Regions from separate parts of the Homo sapiens genome. Here region 2 is linked to region 1. The links are chromatin contacts, found by Hi-C in ENCODE. All regions are on one chromosome and are shown on one strand. Each heading gives the region's core, a stretch centred on a gene start or an enhancer-like site at or near the end of the contact. The rest is flanking DNA. Distances are from core to core; before and after follow the strand shown.

Evidence for each region. A loop is a pair of places that touch in the nucleus more often than their neighbours do. Pooled maps may share reads with other maps.
Region 2: a loop to region 1 is called in a map of ascending aorta, with 2.6 times the contacts of the local background. The contact joins the promoter of CCDC3 here to the enhancer-like site in region 1. A Hi-C loop is called at or near these places in 1 of 168 maps with a recorded cell type or tissue (ascending aorta) and 7 of 50 pooled maps.

What each region holds. Positions count from the first base shown.
Region 1 is chr10:12,719,027-12,721,972 of GRCh38, forward strand. All of the region lies in intron 3 of CAMK1D (calcium/calmodulin dependent protein kinase ID), which reads left to right. Among named protein-coding and RNA genes, the nearest start is that of MIR548Q, 4.9 kb to the right of the region's middle. Within about 2 kb of position 1,470, at least 19 of the 41 ENCODE cell types and tissues checked have a DNase peak (open chromatin) inside an H3K27ac peak, as active enhancers do; they include ascending aorta, where a contact is called at or near this core.
Region 2 is chr10:13,000,308-13,003,308 of GRCh38, forward strand. It overlaps CCDC3 (coiled-coil domain containing 3), which reads right to left and starts at 1,406. Exons shown (of 3, transcript NM_031455.4): 1 at 890-1,406. The coding sequence starts at 1,263. RefSeq lists enhancers at 535-1,035, 1,036-1,536.

The DNA of each region.
Region 1 (2,946 bases), core at 220-2,719:
GATTCATCTCATCAAAAAGAAATAGAGACAAGGTACGACAATTACACGATTTTTGACCGAAGGTTCTCATGGGAAGTTCCCCATTAAAATTGTTATAGAGGCCGGGCACAGTGCTCACATCTGTAATCCCAGCACTTTGGGAGGCTGAGGCGGGTGGATCACCTGAGGTCAGGAGTTCGAGACCAGCCTGGCCAACATGATGAAACCCCGTCTCTACTAAAAAGACAAAAAGTAACCAGGCGTGATGGTGCATGCCTGTAATCCCAGCTACTTGGGAGGCTGAGGCAGGAGGATCACTTGAACCTAAGAGGTGGAGGTTGCAGTGAGCCGAGATCACACCAACTGCACTCCAGCCTGGGCAACAGAGTGAGACTGTGCCTCAGGAAAAAAAAAAAGAAAAGAAAAAAGAAAACTGTAAAAAGAATTTCCCTCATTTCATGAATGCACCACCCTAGGTCTCTTGTATCAAGAGAAATCTGGGAGGAAACACTTTCCTGGCGCCTGTGGGCAGGGGTGAGGCAGGAAGGAGTGAGTAGGCTGGATTGAGCAATCTTCAACAGAATCCTGTTTCACTTTTTAGGGTTAGAGCCACTTTGCACTAACCTTTCCACTGACAGAACCACTCACTAGGAAACTGAAGGAACTCAGGAAGAACCCAGTGCCAGCACTGAACCACTGCGTCCCTGCCACTCTTACTCCTCCTCCTTCAGGGAGCACTTTTTACCTGGCAAGGCTGTTTCACAGTTATCCCAGGATGAAACCTATGGATAACACTCTTTTAGCAGGTGTAGAGACTAGAAAATAATTGCTCATCGCATCCCAGCCTTTAGATTCCAGTCCTCTGGGAAGTGTGGTTGAGAAGGGGACAGTTGCGAGCAATCCAGCTCGAGTTTTAGCACACAGAAGAATTACCTGAGGGTATCACTAAAGCAAAGGTTGCTGGGCCCTGCCTTCTGAGATGCTGATTCAGTGGGTCTGGGTAGGAAAGGAGGCATGAATTTGCATCTAGAACAAGCTCCCATGTGATACCAAGGACTGGTCCAAGGACAACCCTTTGAGTAGCAAGACCTTTAAGAACATGCTTCTAATACCCAGCTGTTGTCACCTGGAAGGAGGGATGCCTTTGGAGGTGAACAACAGAGCCACTCAAACGCTTTTCCATCTGAACCACAGAGGACTGGATGTCACTCAGGACTCATGACTTGAATTAGGGTATAAAAGAACCCAGCCTGGTCCGTCTGCAGAATTCCTAGCGAAGAGTCACTCTTGGGGTATCAGTGAGAGAAGAGGCTGGGCATCAGAGCATCATGGAGACAATGTGCCTCTTGGTCTTAGGCCTTCATTTACAGATGATTTTAGACAGTCCCATTAAAGACACAGTTCCCTTGAACTTCACAGACATGCTGAGTGATGACAAACCTTGGCAGGTCTGTGACCAGTTTCTTCCAACAAGTTACTTCTAGGCATTCCTACTAATCTTTCAACCCACTCATTGCTTAAGGGTAATAAGATCTAGAGATGACGTGGTAGATAAGACTGTTGACACATTCTCTAATCTTAGCTAAGCAAACAGAGACTCATTGTCCCAAGCCAGTGGCTGGCACAGTGCCCTGAATGTCTTAACAGAGTTTGACAGGGAAATAGGAGCCCTTCAACCCTTTTTTGAGATTGAAACTACAAGAGTGAGAAGATTATTTTTCCCTCTCGAATGGCCCCGAAGAATCAATAAGGATTCAAGGGTTTTCCTCTCCACGGTAAGGAGATTGTTCTTGGCAAGTTATGCTGAGAAGCCTGTTGTGTGCCTTGTCCTCCCTCAGTCATTTCAGCCTTAGAATTGAATTAACTGCAGGCCCAAGGACATAAATGAACCACGTGAGTCATTTTTCAAAAGTGAACGACAGGGCACCTGTCTTCTGGAATTGGTGAATCCATTCAGCGGAGACTCTTGACAAGGCTTTGTGTGAGATGATATAAATAGGCCCTGACCTGCAGGGCTTTTGTTGTCTTTGGGTGAGATAGAGACATTTGTACACAAATAATCACAAACTGGCTAAACTGTGCCACGTGATTAGCAAACATGCGCATGCCCAATCAGCGAGATCTTCACGGTCAAGGGGCTAATGTCTAGAGAAGCTTGGACGTACAGAATAGCGTGGCCGTTAGTCTTATATCCTGTCGTGGTTCCCCACACATTTCAATTACTCGATAAGTAATTCGAGACCAGTCACAGGCTTTTTTCTCACTTAATGGACAGCCTTGATGAGGGCTAGCAATTTCTTCACTTCTTGTTCCAAATATAACCAACTTATAAAAACACCTTCTGGAACTCCATACAGGGAAGAATAGGATTTAATCACAGGAAATGTATCGGCGGGCTGTGCATTACTCAATTTAGCACTGTTGGGAGCAGATCAAAATCTGGGATCCATGGTATTAGATGGCTCCAAGCTTCAAAATTTTGTGTTCTTTCACTGGCTACCATCCACCATCCATCCATCCATCCATCCATCCATCCATCTATCCATCCATCCAAAAAATATTTACTGAGCAGCTACTAGGTGCCAGGGCCTTTGTAGGCATCAGGAATATAGTAGTGAACAAAATAGACAAGGACCCTGTGCTCACAGAGCTTATTACCTAGCAGAGGGTAACCCGTAGTAACAGGTACACACATGCATGAACTAGGTGCCTCCAGATAGTAGTCATTAGGCCACATGGCTCGATGGGAAATGACTAGGGGGAGATTAGGGTTGTGTGGACCAGTGCCTCCTTTGATAGACAAGCACTGGTTACGGACATGGCCCTAGACTCCAGGTGTCAGAATTACCACTGTAGACCTAATGTCTATAACAGAGGTTTTAGACAGTAGGAGTTTTTAACAGTAGGAGTTACTGAAACCCCTCGCTGCCTTCTAAGTGCAGCAGGCTCTATAACAAGAGGGGGCTC
Region 2 (3,001 bases), core at 156-2,655, 280 kb after region 1:
CTACCTGGCACTCTCTATTCAAATTTCAGAAGAATTCAGTAGTCAATGAGAATTGACTGAATTCTTAGGCAGATGCATTCCATCTTGACCACAGGCCAAGTTCTGAAGTTCATGGAACTTCAGAAGATTCCAGTGGTCTATAATCAAAGAGGACCTCCTGGCCTGGTTCACCTCTCCACTCCTCAAAGCATTGCTACCCAGGATTTTACCAGCAGCAGAACCCCAAGCCCTAGTAAACCTTTGCTATTTCAAAGAACCTGGCAGCTGATATGAGACAGTGAAGCAATCCCGGGCTACATTCCACACCATTCACATCTTGGCATTTGAGCAAATGAGGAAGAGGAGAGAGTGGACAGCTGGTCAACTTCTAACCTGCACCAGGTGCTTTGCATGAGTTACGTTCCTCACTCAACCAGCCCTGTCTCTCACTTTACACAGGTGAGGCTATGGAAGTTCTTGAGAAGGTGTCAAGAAATGCGCTCAGAATCACGGTTAGGAAGGGCAGAGCCAAAATGCCAGCCACAGACTGATTTCAAAGATTGTTTTTCTCACCGTCCCAATCTACTCCCACTGAGGCCAGTTTAAAAACCCAAGTCAAAGGGACTGTTGGAGGGCGCTTTGAGCTTCTGTCTGCAATGCTCTTCTGTGTACAAGGCACAGAAACCTTCCCTGTCTTTTAAACCGCCTTAACCAGGGGTAGTCAGGATGTCTGTAGAGACGTCAGACGGAGCAAGAAAGATCCAAGAAGGCAAGGGGTAGGCGCCCCAGGGGCATTCTCACTTGACACCGACAGGCTGCCCGGGGAGTTACCGGCCTGGCTCTAGGTAACGGCGACCTCGGGAGGTGGCGCAGAGAGAGAGAGAGGTGGCGGCGGCGCCGCCGGGCTCACCTGAGGAAGAAGAAATAGGAGTAGTCCTGGACCACGGTGTGGGAGTGGCACGAGAAGTAGCCCAGGCCGGTGAGGTTGAGCCTGGAGCCGGCGGGCACCTCCAGCATGCTGCCCCACGCCTGGTCGCACAGCATCTCGACCTCGGCCGAGTAGAAGAGGCCCCCCTGGCCGGCGTGGTACTGCCAGGGCAGGTGGTTGTAGAGGCCGGGCGCCTCGGGGTGCAGCGCCAGCACCCTGGCGTACACGATGGTCTCGGCCAGCTCGGCGCGGCAGCCCTCGCTCAGGGGCCTCCACTCGGAGGGCAGCTGGCAGGCGCGCGCGGGCGCTGGGGGACCCGCCAGGCAGAGCGCGGCGAGCAGCAGCTGGCGCAGCATGCCGGGCCCTCCCGGGGCGCACGGGGCGGCGGCGGGGAGCCCGGGGAGCCCGCCGGCCCGGGAAGGGCAGCCCTGGGCGCTCGGCTGCTCGGGCCGCTCCCGGGAGCTGAGCGCACCGCTGTCTCCGCCACGGGGCTCGGCATGCCCGGCCCTGGCGCGCCACGCTTTAAAAGGGTCCCGGGGACTGGACGCGCCGGGCGCCCGCCTCCCGCCCTGCCCCCTGCGGCTGGGGCGTGGGCGGGGGAGGGGCGGGGAGTCGGGCGGGTCCCGGCGCCGGCTGGGGCGGGGACCAGGGACTCGGAGAACGCGGGGACGCCGGGACCCAGCCCTGAATTGGGGACAGTGGCCCAGCAATCTCCTGGCGCCCCACGATGGACGTGGTCCGAGCTTGCCAGGCGTAAAGCCTGTTTGCAAACGCAAGGCATTCATTAAAGAATGACTCTTAATTTGCACGATTACTGCCTAAGTTTTTACATTTTCTCTACATTTCAGAGTAAAAATACATAGAAACCAAATCTGACTTTATATTCCCAGAGATTAGGAAATTCAGTGTGGGCTGAGATCTCGTGCTCTCTCAGATTTGCTAGTTATTTAATGAAGATCTTAGAAAAGCTTTGATAAAAGATTCCAAAAAGCAATCATTTGGCCCTGATTTTCTTGGTTTCCATAATCCCTGATTCCATTTTCTAAACACTGTACACCTGAGAAATACATTCAGAAGTAAATCCCAAACAGCTTTTCACATCAGTGAGTGAATTTGAGGATACTGACTCCACAGTTCCATCTTTATCTCTAAAGGCAACAGGTTTTTTGTTTTGTTTTTTGTTTTTTTCTTGAGACAAGGTCTATATCTGTCACCCAGGCTGGAGTACAGTGGCTCCATCAGGGCTCACTGCAGCCTCGACCTCCCCTGGGCTCAGGTGATCCTCCCAGGTCAGTCTCCCAAGTAGCTGGGAATACAAGCACACTGCCACCCCGGATAATTTTTTGTTTTTAGTAGAGACAGGCTATGTTGCTCAGGCTGGTCTCAAACTCCTGGGCTCAATCGATCCTCCCACCTCAGCCTCCCAAAGTGCTGAACTTTCAGGCGTGAGCCCCCACATCCACCCTGAATATTTAAATTATGCAATTTCATAATGCTATTAGTCTCCCAGGGCTGCCATAATAAAATACTCTAGTCTGGTGGCTTAAATAACAGACCTTACTTTCTCAGAGTTTTGGAGGCAGGAAGTCCAAGATTAAAGTGCTAGGGTTGGTTACTGGTGAGGCCTCTCTTCCTGGCTTACAGACGGCCACCTTCTCACTGTGTCCTCACGTGGCCTTCTCTCTGTGTGTGATGGAGAAAGAGTGAGCCCTGGTCTCTTCCTCTTCTAACAAGGTCACTAGTCCTATGGGGTTATCACCCCACCCTTATGTCCTCATTTAATTACCTGCCTGAAGACCCTATTTCCAAATACAGTCACATTAGGGAGTTAGCACTTCAACATATGAATTTGGAGGTGGGAGGGGAGACATAATTCAGTCTATATGAGCTATTTAGCAGGTGTTCTGCAGGTTTGCTAGAGAAAGAGAGCAGGGATCCCAAATGGTTTATATTCCTGGCAGGCAGACTCACAGCACACACTGCCAAGTTATAATAAGAATTGCTAAACCTTAGTCATTGTTGACCATGGGCCAATCACTGTTGTAAGGACTGTACATATGTCATCTTAATAAATTCTCCAAACAATATTCTGAA